2 separate regions of the Homo sapiens genome follow, and region 2 is linked to region 1. Evidence: chromatin loops called from intact Hi-C (ENCODE). Cell type or tissue: GM12878. All regions are shown on one strand.

Region 1 (5,000 bases):
TTTTTTTTTTTGAAACAGAGTCTTGCTCTGTCACCCAGGCTGGAGTGCAGTGGTGCCATCTTGGCTCATTGCAACTGCCACCTCCCGGGTTCAAGTGATTCTCGTGCCTCAGCCTCCTGAGTAGCTGGGATTACATGGGTGTGCCACCACGCCCAGCTAATTTTTGTATTTTTAGTAGAGATGGGGTTTCTTCCTGTTGGCCAGGCTGGTCTCGAACTCCTGACCTCAGGTGATCCAACCGCCTTGGACTCCCAAAGTGTTGGGATTACAAGAATGAGCCACTGCGCCCAGCCTATCATATAGTTTTTTCTGCTGCTTTCCTGCTTGCCTGTGTTGCCAACTGCATAAGTGGAAAATGATGACATAGAAAGATCAAACAATCCATAGTTCCTTTTCCTTTCAGTCTTTTTACTCATTGGTAAACCAAAGGTAGAGAATGCTGGTAGAAGGTGGGTATATACAGAAGTGAAATAAAAACAATTGAGTTTGTTTTGTGCAGTGTTTCCACTGTTTTGGTAGGAACAAAATACATATGCATGTATGAGCTACAAATTATGAATTGTGTGATTTTGGGGATTCTGTATACAAGTTAAATGTTCTTTTGCTTGGATTTCAAACTGGCATGGCACAATATAAAAACTCATAGTAACATGTATGCCAATAATTTAGAACTTTAATTTTTCATTATGATATGGTTTGGCTCTGTACCTCCACCCAAATCTCACCTTGAATTGTAATCCCCATGTGTTGAGACAGGGAAGTGATTGGATTATGGGGGTGGTTTCCCCCTGGTGTTCTCTGAGATAGTGTGAATTCTCACGAGATCTGATGGTTTTATAAATGGTAGTTTTTTCTGTGCCCTCACACACTCTCCCTTTCCCGCCACTATGTGAAGAAGGTCTTTGCTTCCCTTCACCTTCTGCCATGACTACAAGTTTACTGAGGCCTCCCCAGCCATATGGAACTATGAGTCAATTAAACCTCTTCTTTATAAATTACCCAGTCTCAGGTAGTTTCTTTATAGCAGTGTGAGAATGGACTAATACACTTTACTTAGAACAAAACTAAATAGCAAAAAAAAAAAAAAAAAAAAAGAAAAGAAAAAAAAAGAAAGGAAACAAAACAGCAACAACAACAACAACAACAGAAAACCCCAAATCAAAACAACAAAATCCAGGACAAATTGAAAACATAAATGCAGATGCAAGGAAACAGCTTGATATTTTAGTGCCTTTGGGTGATACATTTTTCCTGATTGTTGAACAAGGAATCCTATGTTTTCATTTGGCGCTAGGTCCTGAAAATTATGTAGCTGGCCCTGAATATTGTACATTTGGAAATCATTTCTCTGTGGATTTCTAGTATTTGCTTCATTTGATGGCTTTTGGCTGAAGATTTTGTAAATATCTCATTCTTTGCCACTTCTCTGAATCCCATGTGACTGGAGGATTGTGAGACAGAATTCCTTCTCTTGCTGGAGATTTTCACTGGAATCAGGCCATATACCAGAGAAATAAAGGAGCTGCTTTCCTTTTAGGCAATTTAATATTTGTTGGGAATTCCTACCATACATTTTGATCCAGAAAGGTATAAATAGTCATAATCACAAGAATCATGATGTTCATCAGCCTCATGGGGCTTCACATTCGAGAACAGGTGTTGGTGGGTTAAATTTGGCCTGCTATGTGTTTTTGTACAGACTGTGAGCTAGGAATGGTTTTACATTTTTAAATGGTCAAAAAAAGTTAAAAGAAGAAGAATATTCCACGACAGGTAAAAATATTTACAATTCAAATTTCAGCATTAATAAATTAAGTTTTATTGGAACACAGTCATGTTCATTCATTCATCTATTGTCTACGGCTGAGGTTTGTAGTTGAAATAGAGACTTTACGGCCTGCCATGCCTAAAATATTTACTATCTGGGTCTTCACAAAAAAAGCTTCTGACCCCTGTTCTAGGAAAAGTGTCACTAACACAAGCCATATTGCTGTGGATTTTTCCGGAGATTATCCTGTTTAGACGAGGAATGGTATCCTGGGTATTGTGGAAAGAAGAGTTTGAGAGAGGCTCTTGGTAAAATACCAGGAATGCGTCATCTAGTGGTGAGACTTTTCAGTCACAGGAGAATTTCTGAAGTTTTTGATTATTTGCCCACATAGACACGATGTGATTTAAAGATTATGCATAGTGAATGTTTCATATTCAAATGCCATGTGGCGGTATTGACTATTATTTAAAACAACAGTGAAAGGCAATTAAAATATATTCCACAAGTGTTTCTCTATGAATGAGACATAGAAAAAAATCACAAATAGTTATTTATTAGTCATCAGTGAATGGAAATGAATGCACATCAACTTTTTTATTTATTGGAAACAAACACTCAATATCCTGTAAAACTAAGAAAACAGGTATTTTTGCTAAGTAATGTATCTTTAAAAGTAAAAAGTGTGTATATTCTCTCTGATATTTAGAATAATGCAATTGTACAGGATCCTTTCCCAAATTATTCTTTTCTCTAAAATGACAGCTAGAAAGGAACCCTTTGTTCTGTCTTGCCGTTGGTCATTTTAGATGTCTTTTCTTCAATGGAGTGAATCCTTGATGAAAGAACTTTACCACGTTGATCTAGCTCTTCAACCACTGTCTTTACCAGTGTGGTTTTGGATAAATCTAGAAATAAAACATAGGCATACATATATTCAACCAAAAAGATTACATGACAATTCCACTGCTAGTTCAATATAATATATTATGCATATTTTTGATTGAGGGAGTAAGTATATATTTATAATAATAGCTTGGGATAGTTTTAGCCACTTGATACTTCCTATTCAGAACAGTTTAGCTAAAACTACTTAAATATTGACTACGGTTGTAGTGTATGACTGCCATTAATGTAAAAGTATTGCTGTGATAGAAATAGAACTAGAGGGCTCATGCTTGTGATCCTAGCACTTTGGGAGGCCGAGGTGGGCAGATCACCTGAGGTCAGGAGTTTGAGACCAGCCTGGCCAACATGGTGAAACTCCGTCTCTATTAAAAATATAAAAACTAGCTGGGCATGGTGGTGGGTGCCTGTAATCCCAGCTACTCAAGAGGCTGGGGCAGGAGAATCACTTGAACCCAGGAGGTGGAGGTTGCAGTGAGCCGAGATAGCACCATTGCATTCCAGCCTGGGCAACAGAGCGAGACTCTGTCTCAAAAAAATTTAAAAAAAGAAAAGAAAAGAAAAGAAATAGAACTAGATTTTATTACCTTTAGATGAATTCCCAGGGCTTCCTGATCCAAAGCCCTTTGATTTGGAGCATGAACTGTAAAAGAAATATAGTTTATTCTTTTATATTTCTGCTTACTATCGCTTCAGAAATATTCATTGACTCAATGAATGAAATTTGTATGCCAAAAACAGGTCTTAGTTTTCTATAGAGGAAACTCTTAAGATTTTTATGTGTAGGAGCTGAAAGTAATTAAATGTTATCTAAAGAGAGAATATAAATAAATCTTGTTTCCATTTGATTTTTTTTTTTACACCCAAGAATTTAAAACTTAAGGACATACATATATATATGGATCCAGGTGGTTTGTACAGAGTACATTTATTTCAGGGCAGCAGTGAAATTAGGTATGCACTGAAAGAAGGATAAAGCCTGCTTGTGGGAGGTGGAGAGAATCTTGAAACCCACAGTGATTAACATGGACAACAGATGGGAATGGCTGCAGGAACATTTCCAGTCATCTAATGCAGAGGAGAACACTGTGATGAACAGGATTTGGAAGAGATGACTCTCTTCCAAAAAAACAAGAGATGGACATGCTTTTCTGCAGTGGGAATGAAAAAGAAAAGGCTTGGAAGTATGGAAGGCTAATGGGCAGCCCACATTTGTAGCTTAAAAGAGGTAAAAACTGGATTTTCAAATGGCTTTACTTACTTTCCATCTCCATCTATCAGGCGGCAGTAGGTCTCAATTTCTTTTTCCAAGTGGACCTTGACATCGAGGAGATGCTCATACTCCAGCTTCTGGCCCTCGGTCTCGGTTCTGACCTGGTGCAGCTGCTCCTCCAGGGCCCCGATCTGAGCCTGGATCTGCGCCAGCTGCGTACAGTAGTTGCTCTCGGTCTCTGTCAAGGAGCACTCCAGGGAGTGTTTCTGAGGACATCAAAGAAGCCGTGGCAAGGGATGAAAACACTCTGAGGACTAGTAGAACATTGTTTCTCAGTAATCAGCAGGATTGCTCCCTGGGCAATTGTGGAAATTTGTGAGGCTTGTCACAATCAAATGGGAAAGAAAGGAGGCTGGCATTTATGAAGTGAGGGCCAGGCATGATGGACGTGGGATCCTGACCCGGGATAAATGGCCCTTTTCCCACAAGACTTTTGATGTTCCACTGGACATTGATGATATATAGGTCATATTTCTATTAAAACCAACTGATATATTAAAGCACCTTTTAAGGGTAGCAGAATAAAAAATCGATATGGGAAAACTTGTATTTTGAAATTATATATTTATTTCAGGGTTACCTGTTGTTTCCATCTTACTCTGCTACTGTCCCCGCAGATCCACTCCGCTAGTGTTCCATGGCCTTTTGTGCTACTGCTTTTTTTTTCTCTAATCCATCCTTGATTTTCTAGCCTCTATCAAAGGTCTTTTATTAAGGTACCTGAGATTGAATGAGTGCCTTAACAGATGTGAGATTTCAAGGCAAGAGCTATATCTCATAACACAATACAGGTCATTATTTCGACACTACTCTTATGAATATCATACTTCCTCTTTGCTACTTCTACAGTCTGTAATTTGTCTTGGCACCTGCTGCCTCCTTTAATTAAGGTAATTTTCCTCTTTCCCTTATTATAGATAAATATGTCTGGGCAATTATTACTTCTGTTGATATTAGTTATTATCCAAGTGTCCACCCCAACTTCCACTCTTTCATTTTCCTTTTCTTGTGTGGAGGAACTTCTGATCTTACATGGTTGAAAATGAAAGATTT
Region 2 (5,000 bases), 250 kb before region 1:
TTATCAATCCCTTTCTCAGTGCCCAGCACAATGCCAAGAGTTCAGGGAGAAAGCAGATACCCCACAGAGACCTAGACAGGCCAGAGGCACTGTCCCTGGGCAGGGGAGGCAGGTCAGGCCGGCGGTGCTCACCCAGGGAGGCTCCAGGAACTCAACTCGGGCCTCTGATCAACCGCAGATAAACACTGAACTTTCTACCTGAGGAAGCTCCCTGGCAGGGCTGGGTTCCTGTCAAGGAGACAGAGAAAGTTTCCATTGAGTGGGGGTGTGTGCATGCGTGCGTGTGTGTGTGTGTGCATGTGTGCGAGTGTACGCGTGTGAATGCATGAGTGTGTGCGTGCATGTCTGTGTGCATGCATGTATGTGTGTGCATGTGTGTGTGTGTCTGTGTTTGTGTGTGTGTGCATGCGAACATGCACCGAGGTGCCCTATTATCTTTTCCTCTCTGCAGAAAATCAGGTCAGTGGTTTGACTGTTGTTGTTAACCGCAAGGTGGAGTGGGGAGGTGGCCTGAGATGCTGAGGCTGGGCTAGAGTATGAGGGCCAGGGTATGGGGCCACCAGGCTACAGGGCCCCCAGGAAGCAGTGGCAATGGATGCCAGTCTGGGGAGAGGGTGCTGCCTGCCATGTCCTGTTTCCCTCCTAGCATTACTCTCCCTTTCTTTAGGGCCTTGGCTGCCTGTCCTGGTAGCCGCTGTTGAATAACCCAGGGACTGTGGCTGAAGAGAGGCAGTCACTCTGCCTTGTGGCTCGGGACACGGTGGAGGGGTGGGAGGTGCGGGCAGGGCCCCCCCATGGGTAGTAGTAACAACAGCCAGGCTCTGGCAGTCGCACTTTCACACCGGAGTCCTCACCTCGCCCACAGTGCCCTGGAAGCATGAGAGCAGGTGTTATTGTTGAGGGCACTGAGAAAGAGAGAGAGAGGGGCCAAAGAGCTAGTTCAAAGGCATCCCGGTTCTCACTCTGGCCTCAGACTCCCCTTCTGGGGTCCTTGAGGGCCCCTAGGCCACCCCGAGGGGTTGGAGGAACACTTTGTCCATTCCCCGTGGCAGATGGAAGGACTCCGGAGCATGTCAGCTGCAGCCTGGGCCTCTGTTGGGTCCTCGGCTCTGGGTCTCTCACAGGCGGCCATCAAGGTGTTGGCTGGGGCCTTGGTCATCTCAAGGCTGGAGCAGGAAAGGACCTGCCTCCCCAGGCCCTAAGCTTGAATGGTGCTGGGGACAGGGGGCAGCACTCTTCTGGCACGGCAGCCCCTCCTCCGTCCTCTTGGCATCTTGTCCTTAAAGTTCATCGTTGCCTCGTCCGCTAACCTCCTCCCCCTCCTTTCCGCCTCCATCTCCCCAAGTCCTTCTCGCCTCTGCTTTTGCTTCCACGGCTGTTTCCTCACGGAGGCTCAGACAATAGAGGCTAATGATCCAACTGCTGAGAGCACACCCTCCTCTAGCAGCCAGAAATCATCTGTTACCCATCGCCCGCCCTCCCTGGGGCCCAGGCTTCCAGACTGAGACCTTTTCCTTCCCTCCCACTTCTTACTGGAAATGAGCCCCCGTCCTTCCACTCCCCCCTAACCCCCCAGGCCTCCCTTAGGGAGGTTCAAGGACTCGTCTCTGACTCCACCTATCTACTGGGTACCCCTCTGCAGGGGGGAGGCAGGGGCTGGTGCCCACGAACTCTGGAGGCCCTTCTGGGAGCACAGTCTTGCCATGACCTCTCTAGGTCAGCTCAGCTCCCTGTGCTGGACACAGACCCGGAGAACAGCTCAGCACGAGGTTACCAGGCTGACGTTGCACAGACTGTGCTGGAAATTACAGAGTGCCTTGGAGGGAAAAACAAACTGGGGTTTCAGTTCCCATGGAAACGACATCTATTTGCAGAGGTGCTTGCGTCAGAGCCCGGGACCCTGTGCTTGGCAGGGATGGGGTGGATGTTAAAAGGCAGGGTCATCTGTTGACTGTCTGGGACTCTTCCAGGACAGTGTCTGAAATGGGGCCCTTACCTTTAGCCATGACAAACAGCTCTTTCCACAGAGGGGCCTGTCTGCCTGGGCATGTCTCTGCAATGCTGGGGTTTTTGGGTAGATTTTAAACTTATGAGTCAAGGGTGTGGGAAGACCCCACATTCGCCATTCATGAGCATTTATTCCACGAGCATGTTTTGACCTATGATGTGCCAGGCACTGGGCTAGGCCAGCCAATCAGGAGTTGGTCTGGACCTGCTAAGTTTGGGGCCTAAAGTCTCCCTTCCTGGGAGGAGCTTTGGTCAGACAGGGGCAAAGTGGGGACCTGCCAGGGACCACGTGACGTGGGAGCACACAGGCTCAGCAATGCCAGTCCCCTCACTCTGTAACCAAAGCAAATGCCTTCTGTCCTCGTGTGTCACAGGGGAGTAATTCCTCATCTCACGGGGAAAGATGACCCCTAAACTAGCCACTGAGGTCCCCACAGCAGAGGCGATTATTCCAGCTATTGTTATGGAAGAGTGTCTATTGTTACCCTCTCTATCACTTTACACTTTACGAAGAGCTGTACATCCACTACCTCGTTTAATGTAACACTCCAGGGAGGTTTTAACAACATCACACCTGTTTTCAAACGGGGAAACTGCATCGAGGGAGGAGAAGGCACTTGTCAAGGTCACACGGATGATAAACGGTGAGACCAGTATGGGAATCTGAATGCCGGACCCCCTGCTTTGCCCCCTCCTCCCTGTCCTGGGGCACCTGGTGACCAGACCTCCCACCCTGGCAGGCCTCCAACCAGCCCGGCTGTTTCCCACGCCTGGGGAATGGGAACCAGCTGTGTGCTAGTGCGGTGGGGCATGGATTGTTCTGGATCTGGTCTCATGGAGACTGCACATCAGAAAGACCACAACCCTCAACTCTGCTGCTCACCCAAGTCACTTCACTCTTCCTTGACTCAGTTTCCCTCTCAGTAAGTTGACAGAAAGCCTGTGAGGGGATCTGAGTGACTTATGTCCTATAAGAAATCTGAAGAAATAGGCCGGGCGCAGTGGCTCACGCCTGTAATCTCAGCACCTTGGGAGGCTGAGGTGGGCGGATCATGAGGTCAGGAGTTTGACAGCAGCCTGGGCAACATGGTGAAACCCTGTATCTACTAAAAATACAAAAATTAGCTGGATGTGGTGGTGCGTGCCTGTAGTCCCAGCTACTTGGGAGGCTGAGGCAAGAGAATCACTTGAATCCGGGAGGCAGAGGTTGCAGTGAGCCGAGATCGCGCCACTGCACTCCAGCCTGGGTGACGGGGTGAGACTCCGTCTCAAACAGACAAACAAAAAAGAAATCTGATGAAATAGTTTCTTGTTGGTGGCCACTTGGACGACCTTTCCTCTCTCCTGTGGGTGACTGTAATTGGAATGGGGCACACTGGCATGCCCCTTAGGGCCCATTCGTTTTTCCCGAATCACTCTTTAAGAATCTGGTATCACCTAACAGAATGATGGGGTTTTCAGGGAAGGGACAGAGGCTGGGACAATTTTAAATAGGGATGCCTGTAATCCCAGCACTTTGGGAGGCCGAGGTGAGCGGATCACTAGAGGTCAGGAGTTCGAGACCAGCCTGGCTAACACAGTGAAACCCCGTCTCTACTAAAAATACAAAAAATTAGCTGGGCATATTGGCGGGCGCCTGTAGTCCCAGCTACTCGGGCGCCTGAGGCAGGAGAATGGCGTGAACCCGGGTGGCGGAGCTTGCAGTGAGCCGAGATCGTGCCACTGCACTCCAGCCTGGGCGACTGAGCGAGACTCTGTCAAAAAAAAGAAAAAAAAAAAAGCAAAGATTAGCTGGGCGTGATGGCGCATGCCTGTAATCCCAGCTACTCGGGAGGCTGAGGCAGGAGAGTCACTTGAACCTGGGAGGCAGAGGTTGCAGTGAGCCAGTGCACTCCAGCCTTAGCGACAGAGCAAGACTCTGTCTCTAAATAAATAAATAAATAAATAAATAAATAAATAAATTAGGAAGGTTAGGGTTGGGGGTGGAGAATACAGGTTGGGGGTAAAGAATAGAGGAGGAGGCCAGGCGCGGTGGCTCACACCTGTAATCCCAGCACTTTGGGAGGCCGAGGCGGGCAGATCATGAGGTCAGGAGATCGAGACCATCCTGGCTAACGCGGTGAAACCCTGTCTCTACTTAAAATACAAAAAATTAGCCGGGCATGGTGGTGGGTGCCTGTAGTCCCAGCTACTCAGGAGGCTGAGCCAGGATAATGGCATGAACCCTGGAGGCGGAGGTTGTGGTGAGCCGAGATCGCGCCATTGCCCAGCCTGGGCAACAAGAGTGAAACTCCGTCTCAAAAAAAAAAAAAAAAAAAAAAAAAAGAATAGAGGAGGAAGAAAAATTTCCAGGCCTTGGAGTCCTGCTTGGTTTGGGTAGGGGGTGGGGCAGGATGGGGCTGCAGGATCCTGAAGGTCCCTGAAGTGATGGTGGCCATGAGGCCATGAATTACATCCACCTCTGTGCTTGTACCTGGCTGTGAGGTGTGAAGTGAGACCAGGAGAAGATGGGAAATAAACGCGTTCCAAATGTCTGCTGTAATGAGGGGGTCTGGAGTTCCTGTGCCAAGAATCAGATTGCAGGCCTGATCACGAGACGAGCTGTTGATTGCTGCAGGAATCCAGGAGGTGTTGTGTCTGTGTGTGCCTTGCCACCCTGCAATGTAGAATTGGCTATCCCATTCCACAAAGGAGGAAGCTGAGGCCCGGAGTTACACGGCGTGCCCAAGGCTGTGTAGCTAGTAAGAAGGGAGGTGGGCATCCTCTGACTGACTCTGAGGGCGGGACCGCCCTGTGCTTGCGGGGAGCACAGGGGCATTGTTCTTACTGCTTTGGGTCCAAGACCTTCTGAGCTCTTATGAGACCACTGCTGGGGCCAGCTCACCTGGGGACTCAGTTCCTGCCCCCACTCCCCACCCGTTCTTTCTTGCCCTCTCTCTCTCCCTCTCCACCTCCATCCCTGTCCCCTTTCCGTCCATGCGCCCACCTCCCTG

Evidence for each region. Hi-C counts contacts between places; a loop is a spot of excess contacts. Peaks named below come from ENCODE experiments on the same cell type or tissue, not always from the same donor. Only the 100,000 strongest peaks of a DNase experiment are listed, where the experiment ranks them.
Region 2: it touches region 1 in a loop (3-fold over the local background); 2 of 110 quality-filtered maps call a loop at or near these places.

Annotation. Positions count from the first base shown.
Region 1 is chr17:40,789,894-40,794,893 of GRCh38, forward strand. It overlaps KRT28 (keratin 28), which reads right to left. Exons shown (of 8, transcript NM_181535.3): 6 at 3,936-4,153; 7 at 3,262-3,317; 8 at 2,303-2,676. The coding sequence ends at 2,534. Among named protein-coding and RNA genes, the nearest start is that of KRT28, 7.6 kb to the right of the region's middle. In GM12878, a CTCF peak has its summit at 2,104; a DNase peak (open chromatin) is centred at 2,102.
Region 2 is chr17:40,540,975-40,545,974 of GRCh38, forward strand. No RefSeq gene overlaps it. Among named protein-coding and RNA genes, the nearest start is that of CCR7, 22 kb to the right of the region's middle. RefSeq lists enhancers at 1,574-1,703, 1,984-2,153. In GM12878, no CTCF peak of the experiment used is centred here; DNase peaks (open chromatin) are centred at 368 and 2,207; H3K27ac peaks cover 1,602 bases.